Regions from separate parts of the Homo sapiens genome. Here all the other regions are linked to region 2. A link is a loop called in an ENCODE intact Hi-C map of the cell type or tissue named here. Cell type or tissue: ascending aorta. All regions are shown on one strand. Region 1 overlaps PALLD (palladin, cytoskeletal associated protein). Region 2 overlaps PALLD (palladin, cytoskeletal associated protein). Region 3 overlaps PALLD (palladin, cytoskeletal associated protein). Region 4 overlaps PALLD (palladin, cytoskeletal associated protein).

Region 1 (5,000 bases), 120 kb before region 2:
ACATTCTCATGGGAATGTGACCTCATAGAATACATACACATTCACTATGACTCTTACATTTCCACTAACCTCTGGCAGGGCAGTAATTCAGGGTCTCTTGCGCTATGGTAGAACCCTTTGAGCTAATTTATTTCTGCCTCTCTCTGACATTGTAATGGCTCCATTCATAACAACTCTCTGCTGTGCGGTGCCAATGGAAACAGCTCATGCAAGGTTTATCATCCTAAGAAAATAATGGACATCAACTGTGAAGATGGTATTCATGGAAATATGCAGCTCCATGGAATTCCAAGCCAAGTAGCCTGTGTTGTGAAGGGCGCTCTTCTTGCCCACAAGCCTGCTTCCCTCCAGTTTCATTGCCCTGCCAGGATCTGCACCCTGAATTTCCAGCCTCAGTTTTTAGTCTTTCCCCGCTTGTCTATATCAGATCTTCTTACTGATACTTAATATTTAAAGTAACAAATGCAAAGTACTTATACTCACTTTTTGAAATGCTTTTAATAAAGGGCTGAAAGTAGATCCCCCTTTTCCATGGCCTCCAGGGAGTGGCTACATCCTTAGCTGTATGTTGGAAGCCCACACTGGGCACAGATATTTTCACAGCCATAACCAGTTATAGCTTTCAGCAAAGGGCAGATTTCACCAAGCTTTTCATTTCCCTTCTTTATTTTTAGGTGTCTTTTATATTGTTGAAAGACACCACTTGGCAGCAAGGTCCCATGAGTCAAGGCCAACTTGCCACATAGTTGAATACAGGCAAAAGTTTTTTTCTCACCAGACAGGAAATGTAACAGGGGTATGGAAATTATTATAAAACCATGCAGAAATACTCACAGTTTTGGTTTGGCAAGCAGAGGTGGTGGCTCCTTAGTGGGTGAAAGCAGGACAGCTGGTGTTGGAAGAGATTTATTACTGTTAGCTTTGCCGTTAATCAGTCCATTTACTCCACGGCTGGGATGGACTCCGTTCGTTTCCCTCTCAGCAGCATTGAATTGCATTTGAAGGGCTGCCCTGCTCAGGCCTAACTCAGGGTTGTTCACCTGCTGGATCTCAGATGGTTTCTTTGAAGCCAACTCCAAGGAACTTGTCTCCAAGATTGGAGGGGGAGGTGGAAAGTGTTGGAAGTGGTCATTGTTGGATTCTCCCATTGACTCGTAACTACAGTTTTCAGTGTTGGCTAAGGAAGGGGAAAGAGAGGAAAAACATAAGAAGATGCCACTAGTTCAACAAGTGATTTCACACTGTCAGAGTCTTCTGAGAATCCCTGTGTTGTGTGAAGTTGTTAAAGAAGAGGTGATTGTGCTGCTCTCATCTGACGCAGAAGCACTGCCAGCTGGAGGGCCTGGTTCTTTCAAGCTTGTTTTGAACGAGTGCTACCGTTTCATTTCCTGACTGAGCTCACATTTGGGGAACCCAGCTACCGAATCATAAAAATTCCAAACAAGAGCTAAAGATAGAACTTGGCAAAAAAAGTGACAACACAAACAGTATCAACCAACAATGCTTTGTCCTCTCACGTTTTGGTCCATGGGTCCGACTGAACATCCTAGCTGTCACTACTCAAATTGGCTCAAGCTGTAAAGGTTTTATGTGGATATTCATCTAAAGCTAGGGAAGGTAAACCTTGGAGTCCAAGTAAAATTTCATAATCTCATAAAAATATTTTTTTCCATATTAGGTGATTGCTCCAACTATAACTCAGTACGAAAGAGATTTTTATTTGTTGCCCTCAATAGGCTGAAAGCATCTTGAGATCACGTCTTTTTTAGATTCTGCACCTTGCCCACACAGCCCAGCAGAGCTCCTGGCATGCACTCAAAAATGCTTATTGAGGTAAACAAAAAGCTCAGAAATAAAATATTTGTTGATTATGTTTGACCTATAGCAGATTTACTGCAGAAACAAATGGAAAATATTACACACAAATTTTTGCCACTCAGACTTATAGAGCCCAGGGTTTTGGCCATATTGTTTAAACACTGCACTCCTGCTATGGCCATTTGATGGGACAGTGTTGAAGCCAACTCGGAATCAAAACGCTGGGGTCCTCTTTGCTCTGTAACTCTGATCCTGACACTTAGGTTTCTTTCAGCACTTACAGTAGTCATTCACAGAAACCATTTCCCACTTAAGATGACCCTCCCATTTCTTTTCTTAATGAAGATGAAAAAGCATTTACAGTTGCCACTCTAAGGTCCCTAAATAAGTTTTGGTTGTGTCTCTGCTGCCACCTAGCACCAAGTTCTTGCTCTTCTGAAGGAATCCAAGTACAATTCAGTTGTTCTCTCCAAGTCCGTATCATTTAACAAATGACCCATTTATTGATTCCCTACTATGTACATTATGTTCCAGGCTTGGTCAAAAACATATTTTAAAAATATCTTTAAGATGAATGGCAGAGATGAGGCAATTAAAGTAAGCTAATGCTCATTAGTAACTAGAAAACAGACAAATAAAAAGAAAAGAAAAGAAAAGAAAAAGAAAAAAAGCTGTTTCATATTGCCTTCCCTAGTGGTAAGTTTTTGAGTTTAGAAAATATCCATATATTTTTGAAAATTGACTTCAATAATACAATACATTGCTTTCTTTTTCATATTAGTTATATACTATCATTGATACAGACTATCAGTGAAATTTGAGTTTGAAGGCCTTTACAGCTTCTCTGAGTTTTATCTTGTATTACATTTTATACAAGAAGGCTTATCTTGTATTACCTTTTCAGAAGTTTCAACAGTGGATCAGACAATGGCTTATTTGTACAAGTATCTCCAGATCTCATGTGTTGGCACTGCTGAGAAAGTGACTGCACCTCTGATGCAGAGGTGGCTTTCCAATGTGAATATGATTCTAGGTTAGCGGGAGGATGTTAGGAAACCAGCTCCATCGTTTCCAAGACCAAGACTGCACGATTTTAAAGAAAGCCCCCTGTGTGTTCAGTTGCTACACGATCATTATCTTTTTGTTTGTCATCTCCACTTCACTCCTTCTTCTCCCCTCCCCTAAAGCCTTTGTTTCACGATGAACTTAGATTGTTAGGGTGACTCCTGGAGTGGCCAGATTCCTGAAGGCTGAGCTGAGCTCTCTTCCTGGGACAGTCGCTTTGTCCCTTCCTTCCTTCCTTCCTTCCTTCCTTCCTTCCTTCCTTCCCTCCCTCCCTCCCTCCCTCCCTTCCTTCCTTCCTTCCTTCCTTCCTTCCTTCCTTCCTTCCTTCCTTCCTTCCTTCCTTCCTTCCTTCCTTCCTTCCTTCCTTGATGGAGTCTGACTCTGTCACCCAGGCTGGAGTGCAGTGGGATGATCTTGGCTCACGGCCACATCCACCTTCTGGGTTCAAGTGATTCTCCTGCCTCAGCCTCCAGAGTAGCTGGGATTACAGGCACGCACCACCACACTCAGCTAATTTTTGTATTTTTGGTAGAGACAGGGTTTCACCATGTTAACCAGGCTGGTCTCGAACTCTTCACCTCAAGTGATCTGCCTGCCTCGGCCTCCCAAAGTGCTGGGATTACAGGTGTGAGCCACTGCACCTGGCCAGGACGGTGCCTTTCTGCTGTGGCCATCCACACTGGTGCTGGGGAACAGAACCCAGTCATTTTTTTTACTCCTCACATACCTGAGGTGACAACCAGCTGGGCAGTGCTGGTTGCTGATCCATAATCATTTCTTGCTGAACATGTAAAGATCCCTGCATCTTCAGGGAAAGTCTCAGCGATAACTAGGGTGCAAATCTCCTCTGGAAGTGAAGAGAACAGAATCATTCATCAGAGTTGAACCATGAAGTCACTTTTAAGAAGTGAGACCCTCCACCTTTCCACAACAAACAAATTAGGTTATGATTATTACAGATTCACTTTACAAAAGTGTTTACAATAGAATCTCTTTACATTTAATTTAGCAATTCTGCCTAGCAGAAAAAGCTTTGGAGGTAGACCCATTCTTTGTGATGTTGGACAAGAGCAGTCTCGGTGTCCTCATCTATAAAATGGGGATAATACATACCCAATGGGTTATCTGTGAAGATAAAACGAGATGTCTGCAAGTGTGCAGCTCTGTATTTTGCATGTAGGAGTTAAGCTGATTGCATGTCAGAGTTCTTTCTGTACATACAGCTACCTCTTATATCTGCTCAGCTGCAAACCAAGCAGTGGGGAAAATAAAGCTCTTCTGAAATGTTAACCACGGGGGAAAAAAGAACATGACCTGTATATGTTTGACCTGTAGACAACTATTCTGGAAGGTACTGTTAAGTGGCATGGCAGTGTTGTAGGGCATGAAAAGCCCAGACTCGAAACAGCTGCCAGGGCTTGAATGAGGGTCCTGCCACATCTTGCCTTTGTGACTTTGGTCAGTCTCCCTGAACTTCAGTGTTCTTCTCCGTAAAATGGAGACAATAATAGAAGCTACCTCACAGAGTTTGTATTAGTCATGCATGACACACAAAATTAACCACCACACGGTTATTGTGAGGGGGATGATGATGATGATGATGACGATAACAAGAGCTGACAGCTATATAACCCTTACTATACACTAGGTATTGTTACCAGCACTTAACATAGATTAAATCTAATCATCATGTCAATCTTATGAGTTATGTAAGTTTATTATTAGCCCATTTTATAGGTAGAAAATGGAAGCACAATAAGGTTAATTCACTTGCCCAAGGTCACACAGCTAATAAATACTAACATAGGGATTCAAAGCAAGCTGGGGTCCAGACTCCAAACCCTAACCACCACCTACTTTTGTGATATGACATACTGTGCTTAGGACATTGCCTGGCACAGAGCAAATGCTTCATAGCCAGTGTTAGCTGTTAACATTAAAAGGAAGCTATATCTAGAGTATTAATTAGTTTTACTAGTTGAATAATTGCTTATATTGTACCAGTATAAAGATAATTATGTGGGCAAACGTTAAGAAAAGTGATATATTTCGGGTTCCCACAAAGTGATTCTATTGGTTATTCACAAATTTTGGGGGTAGCATAAGACCGTGTATTG
Region 2 (5,000 bases):
GCAAAATCTCGTCTCTACTAAAAATAAAAATACAAAAGTTAGCCGGGTGTGGCTGCAGGCACCTGTAATCCCAGGTACTCAGGAGGCTGAGGCATGAGAATCGCTTGAACCCAGGAGGCGGAGGATGAAGTGAGGTGAGCACGCCACTGCACTCCAGCCTGGGTGACAGAGTGAGACTCTGTCTCAAAAAAAAAATAAAAAGTATCTGAAACTATTTCCATTTCTCTCTCAAAATCTGCAGACAACCATCTGAGGGTGACTAGGTGAATAAATCTTCTTTAAGGTGCTCCTCTCTTTCCCAACCCCACATTTCTTCAACATTTGAAAATTCTCACAATAATGGGCCAGTTTCATAGCTCAGGGTGTTTGGCTCCAGGAATTTTTTACAAATCCATCCTCCCAGGGCTCACAGTGATCCTGGTAGGAAACTGGGAATGGGGTCAAGGGAGAAGAAAAGCAGAGCAGTGGCTCTCAATCTCACAAACTGCTGAGAGGAATGGGCACTCCGCAGACATTCCCAGGCCCCATCGAGACTGACCCAGATCCAAGAGCGCCAGTTAGCACCAGATTTGACTTCAGAATGACTCAACGGAGTTTCTGCCTCAAGGGGTTTAGCCCTGGAGAAAGGCACCAGGAGACTCCCTTCTTGTGACACGCCTCGCAGTCTCATCTCCTGTCCACTTCCCCTCCTGCTTGCAGCCTTACCTTCCCACTTGAATCTCCCCTGCACCCCCCTGAAGAGCGCTCCACTGTATTTTAATGAATCATCTGAGTGCTGTTAGGCCAAGTGGTGACTCAGTTTTTTGGCTATTGGGGATGGCAGGAGAGTTCTCTTAACTCAGTTTTGTGGATTTCTGTATGGTGGAAAATGGGAGGAGGTGGTGAAATCCTTAGTCTTAGTAGCACTGGTTAGGGAATTGCTACAGCAGGGGAGAGGTAGAATAGGGAAAAAAGCAGCTGGCCAGGGATAACCTTAGCCATGCACAAGGCAAGCTGAGGTTTGAGAAAAAACGGAAAAGTTGGGAGATGCTGGCACAGCTGTCCTTCATAACCGCCTTCACATCCGCTCTCCCTAGCACTGAAGCCTCCCTGCGCTTTGGAGTCCCTGGCAGAGACTGGTTTGGGCAGTCTTTCCAGTGAAATCTGGTGAGCTGTCTGCTGCTTTAGCCAAGGAGTCCTGCTACTGAATGACATAAACAGTTCCCTTTCTTCAAGGGTGAAAGTATATTGGTGTGTTCTAGCAAACCAAGCAAAACGTGAAAAATATTTCAATTTTTAGGTGGCATTTGGTCAAGTGATTGCCTATGTGGTCTTCAAAGAATGTCTCCACTGGGGATTGACTATCATGATGCCAGAATTTTCCAAATCCCTAGACTCTTGAAGATCTTTCTAGCTGCTATCATTTGAAAGCTTAGCAGATTGTTGTTTATATCTACACACCCGCATTCTTCAACATCAGCACTGCAGGCATTTTGGGCTGGAGAATTCTTTGTCGTCGGGGGGTGTCCAGGGCACTGTGGGATGTTTAGCAGCTTCTCTGGCTTCTACTCTCTAGTACACCCCTCTCCCAGTGGTGACAACCGAAATGTCTCTAGGCATTGACAAATGTCTTCTGAGCAGAAGCGCAGCTCTGCAAAGAGACTGTCTAGGATACTAGACTTTTCCTTTTTACTCACTCTCTTATCGCATGGTACCCCTAGCTATGTCTCCTTGCCCTGAGGGAACGTTCGATTTTTTTTTAAGGAAATTCAGGAGAAAATATTTTTTAATTCCACAAAAGAATTAATGCAGAATTGAGAGACTGAACTGATGATGATTTGGTATATAAGGGTTTGAAAGACCTCTAATGTTTAAATTAGGCTTGTTCCATGGATGTCCAGAGTGCCCTGGAAAGCATGACCCATTTGAACCCAGGAAGCAATCAGCTCTGCCACCAGGAGCACTGGGCAGCCATATGATCAGAAACTGGGTTTACAGTTCAAACCCAGTACTGGGTTCTAATCCATACTTGCACAATGATTCAGCTTACGTTTTAGCTTGGCAGTTCTAGAAATCTCTGGCTATCTCAGTTTTACCAGTTCTAAAGTAAAGAGAGGGATTCGCTCCTCCTCTCCCTCCCACAATTCCCAAATTAGTGATCAACGACAGCAAAACGAATTGGGTCCAGCATGTAGACAGTGGTGAATTCTGGACTTTGCTGGGCAAGGGAATCTCAAGTTGAGGCTCAATTGTGAGGTGTAACAAGGTGTGTAAAAAAAAACGTTCTCTATATTCTTAAGAAGGGAGTTGCTACATAAATTTGGGGCATATCTAATTCCTAATGGTTTACCAGGAGTTTGGGAATACTGGAATCAAGGGGTGAAGAGTCTCAGCTTTTCTTTTTTGTGGGGCCGGAAGTAGTAGCTTGATAGGCACTGCTTAGAAAGCCTTTTTTTTTTTTTTTTTTTTTTTTTAGGTCTCTTGAGGACCTGGAGAAGCGATGTAGTATACTAAAGATATCTTAAAGTGCTCAAACACTCTGGCTAAATAAAAATTTCTCAAGACATTTCTTTCCAACTCGAACAAAATTACCAAAATATGAGGACATTGGTAACATTTAAACAGCAACCTTAATAGACCTATAATAGTAAACAATACGACTGTATTTGGTTTGAGGGAAAGAAGTTTATCTAGCTAATGCTATTTTCCTGACATTCTACCAATGCAAAGGACCCTGGATCCAATACTTTAATATGTCATTGTGTGGAAATCTCAGCTCTGGCCTCTTAAGAGTACTAAGAAGATTCCCCAAGCTAACTCTGACATTGTTTGGGAAACTTGGCTCCTAAGAGCAGGCGTGGGCTGCTTGGTTCCACCCTGGGCTGGGGAGCTTTTCAACTGGTATTGTGTCCACAGGCTCCCTCAGCTGGTGTCTCCGAAAACGACAGGCTGCTCCTCATACTGTCCTGAGCGCTCAGAATTAAACTGATGGGGCCAGGGGCACACTCAGTGCCTGCGCTGGGGACTGGATCCCAGGCCCCCCTCTGTTTTCTCTTCTATCTAAGAGTGCCTTCGTGCATAGACATGACAGCATTGATGAGCTGTGGGATGGCTGCAATCCCTACTTCATAAAAAGATGTGGGTCAGTAGAGAGAGGTGGGAGGAGAGGCATAAGGCTGGTTGCAAATCTCTTTTCTGTGACCTGCCAGTATAATTGAAGCTACATTGTTAGTTACACCTCATCTATGAAATGGGTTACACCTCATCTATGAAATGGGTTAATCATTTCCTCTCCTACACGGACACACACACACACACACACACACTCACACTCATATATTCTCATGGTCACACACACACACTACTCATAAGGATGTTGTGAGAATTAAACAAGATAATGGTTATAAAACCACTTGATAAACTGCAATATGTCATAAAATTTTGAAACTATTGTTTTTGTTGTACATCATGAGCAGTATGTCCTGTGTTCCTACATCTTTTAGAGACCATTCAATACATTTGGAATCTATTACCAAATAGAAATAGTTTCCAAAACAAACATATCTATCTTCTTGTCAGTTAGAATTAGTCAAATTTTTATCATAAATAACTATTATTATATAAACCAGTTATATGGGAACTGGTGTAAAATAGCCAAGAAAGGGGGGAACTCTACTAGACATTCCAAATAAATGTGTAGTTTCTTCATGTGTGTGTGCATGGGTACTTTGTTGAGGGAATATTTTGCTCACCATTGGCCTAGAATAAATGTTTGTTAAATGAATGAAAGAAAATATACATTATATAATGACTTTCCATCAAACAGTCCCCCTCAAGTTTATCCATATTCTCAGCCATGGCAGGATTTTCCATCACACATGGTCCACATTTGAATGTTCATATTCAGAAACACGGCTGGGTGAAACTAAAGTTTACTCATTTTTGGATGGCAGAAACAAACCACAGATTGAAATAGAAGACATTGTAAGCAATGTGTCTGACATACTTGGTGACTAAGATAGAAAACAATTCCTTAGATGCCTTAAAAGTGACATTTATTTTATATATCCAACTTTTCATGAAGGCAATCACACAAATTAAGATTGTTAACACATACTCTAATGAAGGATTAAGTAGAAATTTAAATGGAAAGATGACAAAATCCAAAATAACAATTTTTGGTTGAGATCCAAGAAAGATGACTTATGAACACATTTCTTTGTTTAATGCCAGACCCAGTAAAAGTACCATCTTGGTTATCTGGCATCTGTTCCATGCCTATTGGCATTCTTAACGCACACTGTAATGATACAGTGGTTCAGCAGAGGGATGCTTACACTTTGTTGAAATCTGAATATATTAATTTTAATTGCTTTAAATTAAAACTGAAGACGAGGTAAAAAAAAAAAAAACCTGATGGTCTTAGAGTACTATATAAGCTGGTGCTAGATTTTACCTGATGTCTATACATAATGATTTCCAATTATGCAAAGCCACATTGGAATGGGACAAAATAAAAGTGGGATAGGGATAGAATCTGATATTTATTTGGTTCCTTCTTTGTGTTAGACACTTTATGTGCCATTTCATTAGCTTCATATGCACCCACGCACAGAGTTTCATGCTCCTTATTTCAGAGATGAGAAATTTTGGGCTCAGAAAATTTAATTGCATGTACTAGAACTGGTAGAGAAAAAATGGAAACTATGCCTTTCTTGGTGGTGGGGAATACCACCACCTCAGTTTGGATTGGAAGGTTGGAAGAAAGAAAAGATATCGAAGGAAAGTAGACCTGAGAACTAGGCTTGGTAAACAGACAAGGTCCCATTGGCCACCCAGCAGAGCAGAAGTATAGAGTAAAAGCACATTGGTAGGAAAAGAAAAATATTATCACAGATATCCCAAGGGCTGAGATGTGTAATATTTAGTCCATTAGTCCATTAGCCTTAAATGGAAAATAAATATTCTTTTCAAGTGAAGTAAATCTTGAGTCTCCCTCTTTATCCAACTCCATCAAACTG
Region 3 (5,000 bases), 230 kb before region 2:
ATTTTTGTGGGTGATTGTTTTTCTCACAAAAGAATTACACTTGCTATTTTTAAATAATTGACATTTTGCTATTTTTGCTAGCTTTGCTATTTTTAAATAATTGACAAGTCAAATCAGTAAGTAAAACAGTTCTGTAAATGGCAAAGTCTATTACAACATCACTAACTAGCTACACAAAACTTTGTGACTTATATTTGCTGGATAGGTAAACTCTGAAGCCTCAGTTCTTTCTGACTCTGGAATCCTGCCTCTTGCCTGTAAGCTTGTTCATCATCATCTTTTTTTGAAAGGCATTTATTATTGAAAAACACAAAATAAAGATGACAAAAAATCTACCTCTATGTATGTATAACACACTAGCACTATTTCACCATGTTCTTTTCTAGTCCTCAAAACATAGCTATACAGATAGTGTGTAATTTTACAAGGTAACTTTTCGTCATTATTGTATCATTTATCATAAACATTTTTTGCCTTCATAGGCTTAATCATTACCAGTTTTAATTGCTGCATAATATTGCATTGTTGAGATAAGAGAATATTCTGTGTATTTGACTTCTAAATTTTTTGTTTTGAAATTATAAAAAATATGCTATACTAAACATCTTCAGGCTTATACATTTCTTTTCCCATTTTGAGTTACTTCCTCAGGGCAAATACTGAGAAGTATGATTTTGAAGTCAAATACTCTTTTTACCACTATTTATTTATTTATTTGAGACAGGGTCTCACTCTGTTGTCCAGGCTGGAGTACATGGTATAATCATGGCTCACACAGTCTTGACCTCCTGGGCCCAAGCCATCCTCTCAAGCAGATAAGACTACAGGTGTGCACCGCCACGTCTGGCTTTTTCGAAATATTTTTTTGTAGAGATGGAGTCCCATTATATTGCCCAGCCTGGTCTCCAACTCCTGGGCTCAAGTGATCCTCCTGCCTCAGCCTCCCAAAGTGCTGGGATTACAGGCGTGAGCCAGCACACCCAGCCTTTTTTCCCTGCTCTTGACATCTATTGTTAAATTGCTTAAAAAAAAAAAAGTCAACTAGTGAAGCATTGGTAGGATGGAGCTTGGTCATTAAAATGACTATTCGTGGGCATAACACTGTGTCTCATTTTAATTTTTTCTTTGTTTGTGATAATAAACATTTTGTCATAAGCCTAACATTTTCTTGAAGCATGATCAAGGTAGCTTATTCAATAGAGTTTATATTTCAGTTTAAGTGGGGGGCAGGTTATTTTTGGAGCCAGAATACACTACATTGTAAGATCATCTACATGCCGTGGTCAATCTTTGTGTGTTCCCTATTTTGCACTCCAGTTTAGCTCTCTACCCAAACTCTTCTGGGCAGGTTCTGGTAGTTTCTGATTCAAGTGTGGGCTGTCCAATTTTGTATTTTGCATGAGAACAGAAGGATAGATTTGTTCAATTGCCAATCCTAGAGTTGCCAACAATTTAGTTATTGAGGGCTTTCAAAAGTCTTACCCAGGATGAATGTCTTCTATTTATTCCTAGTTGCAGACATAAGTAAATTGATTTCTTGGTTAATAGAAATAATTTCTCAATGTTGGTTTTGTAGGACAAAAAAAGGTTGTTTCAAATTATGTTTAGGAGTATCTGAAATTCTCCTTCCAAATCTTTGTTCTCTTCCACCCGTACTGCAAAAAAAGTATCAAAATAAGAGCAGCATTTATCCATAGGATCAGTGACATATTATTGGCCACTCTGGAGAGTTGGGGAGATGGTATTGAGAAGATTAAAACAAGTACTGACAGTTTCTTTGCGTAATTTGCCTCTTTTGACATCTTTTTCAGTAACTATCAACATATTTAAGTTAGACACTGTATCTAATGGACATTTAACTGGCTTGTTAAGAGGTAAGATTTTTCTCAAAGGATACAGTTATAATTCAGTGTTCAGGACATGTCTGAAAATGGGTTTCCAGATATTTCTGTTGGTTCTTGGAAACTTCCATCATCTTGGGCTAAAAGTTTCATGCATTACACATAAAGGGAATGTGATGGTGCGTCTAATGCACAACTTGCGTTTTTCTGTCTTTAACAAAAGCATGCTTATTATTGCCATTGCCACTGAAAGAGCTTCTAAACATCTCTTCAGACACATGTCTATAAAAAGCCAACAGAAAGGGATAGATACGATCTGTTTTTCTCACTCCAGCTGAAAGACCAGAGATACTTCTTTCCCTGTTTATTTTGTGGAACAAGTAAAACAAAAATCCTTTGCCCTTTCTTCTTTGCCTATTTTTACTCTCCGCAATTGCCTTGAGTCCCTGACACACTTCTATTCTGAAATACTTCAGCACTCACTTCCTTATTTGGTCGCTGGAACTGCTCTTTGTCTTGTTCAAACATTCTGCCAAGCTTGCAGCCTCCCTTCACCCCCGCCCCTTGCCCACGGCTCCCCCTTTTCTACACACACACACACACACACACACACACACACACACACACACACACACACACACACGGGGCTAGCTCCAACAGGTCACTCTGACTCAGCCTTCTCTGTAGCTCACTAGCCAATCCCCCATCAGTTATGCCCATTTAAGGAGTACCTTTTGGAAACCATAAAGGACCAGAGAGTTTTCAGCTGTTTAAAAAGACTGCTATGTTGCATCACTGGAAGTCACCGCAAAGCATGTATTTCACACAATTGCCCTCATCCTATGGCAGGGTATGTATTAAAAACAACCACCACCAAAAAAAACCCAAAAACAAAACTCCAGGCTGCTTAATTAGTGGTTACTTTATTCCTCAGTGTTTTGGCAGTTAGATTTGGCTGATAGAGGCAGAGTTCACTATCTGGTTAGTTGTCAATGTTCTCTAATCTATGATTCATGCCAAGCACTCCAATCTAATACTTAAAAAAAATATATATATATATATATATATATACACACATACACATATAACATAGGTCTAAGTAGATGTGCCAATAACACAAAGTAAAGCTCTGGGTTCCTAAGCGAAGAACACACATTTTCAATAAATGTTCCCTTTGCTCTCTTGTGTTGAAAACAAGCAGGCATTTGGAGTGCTGAAGGCTATTTTCTGGTTTCTCTGCTCAGATGTGAGTGAGGAAAGCACGGCTCTCTGCATTCCCTATTTAAGAAAGAGCTGTAATGGTCCCATCCAATAACACAGAGCAGTGTTTCCTTACATATAAACAACTGAGAAATTCCTTGGGCAAGCACATAGCCTTTTGGTTCCCGGAACAAAGCGGATGGTGGTATTCATTATGTCAAATAAACACATCATCCACACTCCAAAGGGAAACCTGAAACAATAAGCTGAACAAAGCAGTTTTCAAGGTTTTAATCCTCTTGCAATTAGCCCTTGTCTAACTCAACTGAAAAATTAAGAGTGAGCGATTTTCCCAGAAGAAAGTACCCTTAAGTGATTAAATATCCACAGTTTGTTCCCAATACTTGTTCTGAAAAAGAATTGGAGCTCGTTTTCAGAGGCAAGTAATCTAAACATACAGGATATCCTATCGCTTAGTATTATTTCTCATTTAGCCACCGAAAATGGTCTGTACCTTCCCTCGTCCACCGTGTTAATTCCTGCAGCCCTGTTACTGGGCAGGCATTGGGCTATCCGCTCCAACCAACCTTTATAGTTTCCACTTTGATCAGAATAAGCAGCAGATCAAATCCTATAGGAAGCACGTTCTCTCCCTGCCTTGTTACCATTCAGTCGATTTTGCATATTTGTGTTCACCATGGTGACCAATGTGGAAATAGTGTTTAGCTTATGAAATTCCCAAAGTGTATTTCCCTATTTTATGGAGGACAGTTTTAGACTGGCTTGGATGCATTCTTGTTGGAGGAAGACTCAAATCCTTCTTGGATATAGGCAAGGTGTAAGTGACAAATATACTTTCAACTATTTCCACCAGTTAGAATCTCAACGAGCCTGGATGTGCCTTACAAAGTGACTTGTGGGTTCAAACTTGTTTAGGTTTTAGAGCACATGGAAGTTGTGAATGTTTGCACACTATTACACTTCATTCTATTACAGGAGCACCAAGCAATTCTGCTAAAAGAAAATGATGCTAGTGTATGCCTGCAATATTGAAACAGTCACAAGCATATGTCCATGAGAAATGAAATCTGTCAAAGCCCTTCCAAGTTAATTTTAAAATGTTTACATTTGCTCATTCATCTTGTTCTTGAAAAGAAAAATGGCAGAGGTCACTAAAAGATTAAAATATTCGCCGGGCACAATGGCTCATGCCTATAATCCCAGCGCTTTGGGAGGCCGAGGCAGGTGGATCATTTGAGGTCAGGAGTTCAAGACCAGCCTGGCCAACATGGTGAAACCCCGTCTCTACTAAAAATACAAAAATTAGCAAGGCATGGTGGTACACAACTGTAATCCCAGCTACTTGGGAGGCTGAGGCAGGAGAATTGCTTGAACCCAGGAGGTGGAGGTTGCAGTGAGCCGAGGTCGCGTCACTGCACTACAGCCTGGGTGACAGAGCGAGACTGTGTCTCAAAACAAACAAACAAACAGAAAAGATTAAAATAGCCATTGTCTTTTAGGAGAAAAATTTTAAATTGAGAAAATTATAGACATTCGGGAAAGAGGGTCACTGTTCACTTTCAGCCCAGTGTCTTCAGAAGCATCACTGGAGAACTGTTGGAATCAAGAACCTAGTCCAAGACTTGGCTTAGAGACCTGCACTCTCCTGCCGTTTTTGCTGCAACGCAGTTATGTCGCTTTTGAGGAAGTAATTTCGTCCTATGAACCTTATTTTCCACATCTATAAAGTACAGACCTCATTTTAAATCAGAATTCCCAACATGGTTCGGTTTCATCCTAACAGAAATTATACAGTTGCTTAAGGCAGTCCATATAATCTATTAGTTAATGCATTTCCACCCTCATTGTCCCTGCACTGCTGGTAGATATATTTGATACATAAATTAAGGGATTCAGAATTTCAATTCTTAGTGCAAAAAAATCAGGAATTGGTAGATT
Region 4 (5,000 bases), 110 kb before region 2:
GTACTAAAGAAACTGTCTCCAGTATAAATGGAAAAATTTAAAGTTATTAATAACCTTAATTATGATGCATTTTAATCTAATTTTCCCATGTTTGGATTTCCTAAGGTTTTGATTTGAGGGCATTTAATAAATTACTAAATCAGAAACTGTTTTTACTGGTGATAAATTCTGTTCTTTATAGTTACCTAAAAATTACAAAATCACAGCAATATCTCCCAGAAGGCAACCTTGAATTGCATTCAAGTTCCTGGACCTACTTAACACTTGGTTAAATACAAATAAAAACCATTTTGTTTGTGGAAACTCATAAAATGATGAGGCAGCAAGGATAAGATTACTGGGTTCCCTGGGTAATAAGGGGACATTTTCATAAATGGCTTCCTTTGCAACTGTTTTTTTTTTTTTTGTCCCAAGTCCCTAAAAAAGAAATCCAGCTTTTACCTTTCACACCACATGGTTTGGCTAACACAGTTGGTAAAAAAGAACTCTGAGCTAAAATCAACAAGATGAAATCCAGTGTGGGTAAATGTAATGCTTGTATCAATATTTGCACAGGAGGCTGGGTGCAGTAACTCACGCCTGTAATCCTAGCACTTTGGGAGGCTGAGGCTGGTGGATCACCTGAGGTCAGCAGCTCGAGACCAGCCTGGCCAACATGGCAAAATCCCATCTCTACTAAAAATACAAAGATTAGCTGGGCGTGGTGGTGGATGCCTGTAATTCCAGCTACTTGGGAGGCTAAGGCAGGAGAATCACTTGAACCTGGAAGGCAGAGGTTGCAGTGAACCAAGATCATGCCACTGCACTGCAGCCTGGGCAACAGATCAAGACTCTGTCTCAGAAAAGAAAAAAATTGCAAAGGATTTTTTTAAATTGTCAATTGTATTTAATATCATATATAAAGAAGGATATTTAAAATGTACCATTTAACGAATAACAGTGAAATGAACCCCTGTGTATCTATCCTCAAGTCTATGAAATAAAACATTCCCAGTGCTTTAGAAATACCTCATAGGCTCTCCCCAATTTAATTTTCCTTCTCCTTTGAGATAATAATTCCTTCGATTTTCTTTATGTGTTTACCATATATGTATGTATCCTTAAAAAATGCATTCTTTAGTTTAAAAAAATTAAGTAGTGAGCACAAATCTTGGCTGACTAAAGAAAAAGTAACCTTGTCACTGTTAGGAAAAAGATCCCAAGAACCATCTTGGGCCATCAACTAGATTCAACGTCCTTGAAAGTTTCCAAAAGCCCCACGGGGCACTCAGTGGGTAAGGTCTTGAGTGAATCTGGGAAATATAAGGCTCACTCGGTGGAGCAGTCTGGTGGGGCCTCATGTGGGCATCCAGCAGGAATATAGTTGTTGCTGGAGATGGTATCTCCATATTTTGTTTCTTTAAATTAAAAAAAATTGTGGTTACATAGGAAGTATATATATTTACTGGGTACATGACATGTTTTGATAAGGGCATGCAGTGTGAAATAATCACATCATGGAGAACAGGGTATCTGTCCCCTATAATATTTATTCTTTTAGTTATTCAATCCAATTATACTCCAATTAAACAATCCAATTACACTCTTATAGTTATTTTAAAATGTACAATTAATTTCTTATTGACTACAGTCACCCTGTTGTGCTATCAAATACTAGGTCTTATTCTTTCTTTCTAACTATATTTTTGTACCAATTAACCATCTGCATCTCCCCCCACAGCCTCTCAATACCCCTCCCAGCCTCTGGTAGCCATCCTTCTACTGTTTCGATTTTTAGATCACACAAATAAGTAAGAACATGTGATGTTTGTCTTTCTGTGTCTGCCTTATTTCACTTAACATAATGAGCTCCAGTTCCATCCATGTTGTTGCAAATGATAGGATCTCATTCCTTCTTATGGCTGAATAGTACTCCATCGAGTATATGTACCACATTTCCTTTAGCCATGCATCTGTTGATGGATACTTAGGTTGCTTCCAAATCTTAACTATTGTGAATAGTGCTGCAACAAACATGGGAGTGCAGATATCTATTTGATATACTGACTTCCTTTCTTTTGGGTATATATCCAGCAATGAGATTGCTGGTATTTTCTGCTTTTTACCCATTTATGCCTAGTGTTCCATTATTGGAATGCTAAGCATTTGGGAGTTACTTATATCCTACTGCTCAAGGTCATCGTCAAGGTCTGATTGCAAAAATTCAAAAAATTGCAACCTCAGGCATAGATGGGTTAATTAAACTCAACATGGCCGACTTCTAGATGTCAGGACTGACCAAAGCAGAACGCTTCTGTGGGGGTAAGATGAGTGTTCCCAGCTGATCCAGGTGACAGTCCATGGAGGGGAGAGCAGGACAGCCCAAGTAGACATGAGATTTCTGGGTCAGGCTTACCGCCCTGCCATTCTGTCATCCAAATAAAAGACGGGCTGGACCAGAGGCAATGAACCTCCTAATGATGAAAGCCTCATTGCATTTGTCCCTCGAGACACGAGGCTTCAATCTGAACTTGCCCTTCATTCCTGATGCACAGCTGTCACCCTCCTGGGGATGCCCTTTGCCTCTTGCTTCTATGTGATCTCCTGCTTCCTGTACCCCACCTCTACATCTTGTCCTTTCTGGATTAATTCTCTTGCTGTGGTGGAGCACACTGTCGGGTTCCAGAGGAAAATTTGGGGGATCTTACAAGTCTGAAAATATCTTTGCTAGATTTCCATGTGAAGTTTTGCCTAGGGGCAGAATTCCAAGTTGTAGGTAACTTTTTTCACAATTTTGAAGTTCTTGCTTCATTGTCTCGTTGTGTCTAGTGTGACTGCTGAGAAGGCCTAAGCTATTTGCATCTTGCTAGTTTGTATATATAACCTGATGTTTTCTCCCAGGACACTTATAACATGATCTCCTTGTCCTGGAAATTCTGAATTTCATGATGACGTGCCTGGGTCTGGGTTTATTCCATATGTTGTGCAATCAGTGGATTTTTCCATCTGGCAATTGATAACTTTCAGTTTGGGGAACTTTAAAAAAATTATTTCATTGATAATCCTGTCTCTCGCCGCTTCTTTCTTCTCTCCTTCTGGAATCCCAGTTATTCAGCTATGCATCTCTAACTTTGTTGCCTTTTCTCTCTTACATCCCTTCTTCGTCATTTTGCTGTACTTTGTGGGACATCTGCTCGTTTTATTTCTGCTATGAACTTTTCATTTCAAGAACTCTGTTTTACAAGTGTCCTCCCCTCTCTTTTTTTTTTCTAGCTTTTCATTTTTATTTCTTGGGTGGAATGATTTCCTTGGATCCTTTAAGAGAGATTTTGTTTGTTTGTTTTTGTTTTACATTTTCCTCTCTTTGCAAACCCATTTTCTCAAAGTTCCCTTTTAGGAAGGTCACTTGTTTTTTTCTATATCATTCATGCTAGAGGTTTTCTCCAGATGCCTTTTCTCTCTGCTTGTCTGACAGGGATGGGAGTTTATTAAGCTCTGAGTATAAGAGAGGAACTTATCCACTTTGGCCTTCCCTATAGCACAATCTAAGTGGCATCTTTATAAGAGAAACTCCCAAATCATTATCTTTGGATTTATTTTTTCTCTCGGGATGTTTAAATTGCCCAGAGAAGAGTCCTTCAGTCTCTGCTGAGAGAGGTAAAGTTCATAGGCCAGCAGGCTGGAATGTGAGTCCTGGAAGAGGACTGGAAATAGGCACATTTGGCATTAAGAATTTCAAAACCCACTCAATTTTCTTTTTGCTGTGTACTCAAATGTGTCTTGAGTCTTCCCCCTCTCCCTCTAGAGCAAGCTTGTCCAACCCGTGGCCTCTGAGCCACATGTGGCCCAGGACAGCTTTGAATGTGGCCCAACATAAATTCATAAACTTTCCTAAAACATTATGAGATTTTTTTTTTAAGCTCAAAAGCTATGATTAGTGTTAGTGTATTTTATATGTGACCCCAGGTAATTCTTCTTCCAGTGTGGCCCAGGGAATTCAAAAGATTGGACACTCCTCCTCTAGAGAGTAAAACAAACTTTCTTGGTTCATGGGACTCTAAGTTTCTCAATACTTTTTAAATGGTGCTCCTAAGCCAAAAGACATAACTAATAGTTATGTTTGTTATGTAGTTATTTCCAAAGAACTTAATAAGTGTTTATGCCTAAACAATTTAGTGTTTAAAAATACATATAAATTGAAAGAAAAATACTATTATTTTATTCTTAAATAACCACTATTTCTTACTAATGGCTGTGTGCATCTGCTGGGCACTGTACCACCTCTCTTGGAATCAGATTGGATGAGCCAGCCTCATTTCATGTTTTACATGGATTTTCATGAGGTACTTACTTTTTATCACACACTCATCAAAAACTCAGTTTCACAAAGAGATTATGTCATAGAAAAGAATGGAGGGTGATCTAATGTTGAAATTCTGAACTAGTTCAAGCCAGTCATTGTGTCATATCTGTCAAATGTCAAGTTTGAATGTGTTTGCATAAAAAAATTTCAAATATATTACAGCATCCCTGTCAGCGTGGTGTGGCACCCCAGGGCATCCTGTCACACTCTTGGTGAACTATAAGTTTCATATGGCCTACTTTTGTTCAACCCACCGTCCTAACCTAGAACATGCATTAAGTTTTTACTGCATACAATCTACTGGGATCTCAAGAAACATCCCTATCATTGCCCTCCTACAACAGCACCTTAGTACATTTAACTAAGTGTAACTTACTTTATATTTTGAATCAGAGAATCAAAGCCTAGACTCTACCGTACAAGATCTAGCATGGGTCACACTGGTGAGCAGAAATTAAAATTGAAAGCAGGAGGCAATATACTTTTATATGTATAATTCCACAACCAGTAAGACGCGTTTTTGTGTTTTTAATTTTGCACGCTATTAGACAGTGCTATAGAAGTAACTCAACACAGTTTGTGGCTGTTTCCAGACAGCTGAGTGAGTAAGAGACTGAGTATTAACAGCTGTCAAATGAGTCTTCTGTGTCCCCCACCC

Evidence for each region. Peaks named below come from ENCODE experiments on the same cell type or tissue, not always from the same donor. Only the 100,000 strongest peaks of a DNase experiment are listed, where the experiment ranks them.
Region 1: a loop joins it to region 2, with 4 times the contacts of the local background. A loop is called at or near these places in 20 of 110 quality-filtered maps.
Region 3: it touches region 2 in a loop (3.0-fold over the local background); 8 of 110 quality-filtered maps call a loop at or near these places.
Region 4: a loop joins it to region 2, with 3 times the contacts of the local background. A loop is called at or near these places in 32 of 110 quality-filtered maps.

The regions. Positions count from the first base shown.
Region 1 is chr4:168,707,758-168,712,757 of GRCh38, reverse strand. It overlaps PALLD (palladin, cytoskeletal associated protein), which reads right to left. Exons shown (of 22, transcript NM_001166108.2): 9 at 3,611-3,730; 10 at 835-1,177. Among named protein-coding and RNA genes, the nearest start is that of PALLD-AS1, 62 kb to the right of the region's middle. In ascending aorta, a CTCF peak has its summit at 2,252; DNase peaks (open chromatin) are centred at 757, 1,357, 1,815 and 2,207; H3K4me3 peaks cover 1,530 bases; H3K27ac peaks cover 2,154 bases.
Region 2 is chr4:168,583,607-168,588,606 of GRCh38, reverse strand. The region is part of intron 2 of PALLD (palladin, cytoskeletal associated protein); the gene reads right to left. The region is part of intron 1 of LOC124900807 (a long non-coding RNA gene); the gene reads left to right. Among named protein-coding and RNA genes, the nearest start is that of PALLD-AS1, 62 kb to the left of the region's middle. In ascending aorta, a CTCF peak has its summit at 2,908; DNase peaks (open chromatin) are centred at 676, 1,096 and 2,886; H3K4me3 peaks cover 1,178 bases; H3K27ac peaks cover 1,962 bases.
Region 3 is chr4:168,814,302-168,819,301 of GRCh38, reverse strand. All of the region lies in intron 10 of PALLD (palladin, cytoskeletal associated protein), which reads right to left. Among named protein-coding and RNA genes, the nearest start is that of PALLD-AS1, 170 kb to the right of the region's middle. RefSeq lists enhancers at 2,162-2,797, 2,798-3,432. In ascending aorta, no CTCF peak of the experiment used is centred here; DNase peaks (open chromatin) are centred at 2,421 and 3,102; H3K4me3 peaks cover 2,588 bases; H3K27ac peaks cover 4,429 bases.
Region 4 is chr4:168,694,936-168,699,935 of GRCh38, reverse strand. The region is part of intron 8 of PALLD (palladin, cytoskeletal associated protein); the gene reads right to left. Among named protein-coding and RNA genes, the nearest start is that of PALLD-AS1, 49 kb to the right of the region's middle. In ascending aorta, no CTCF peak of the experiment used is centred here; no DNase peak of the experiment used is centred here.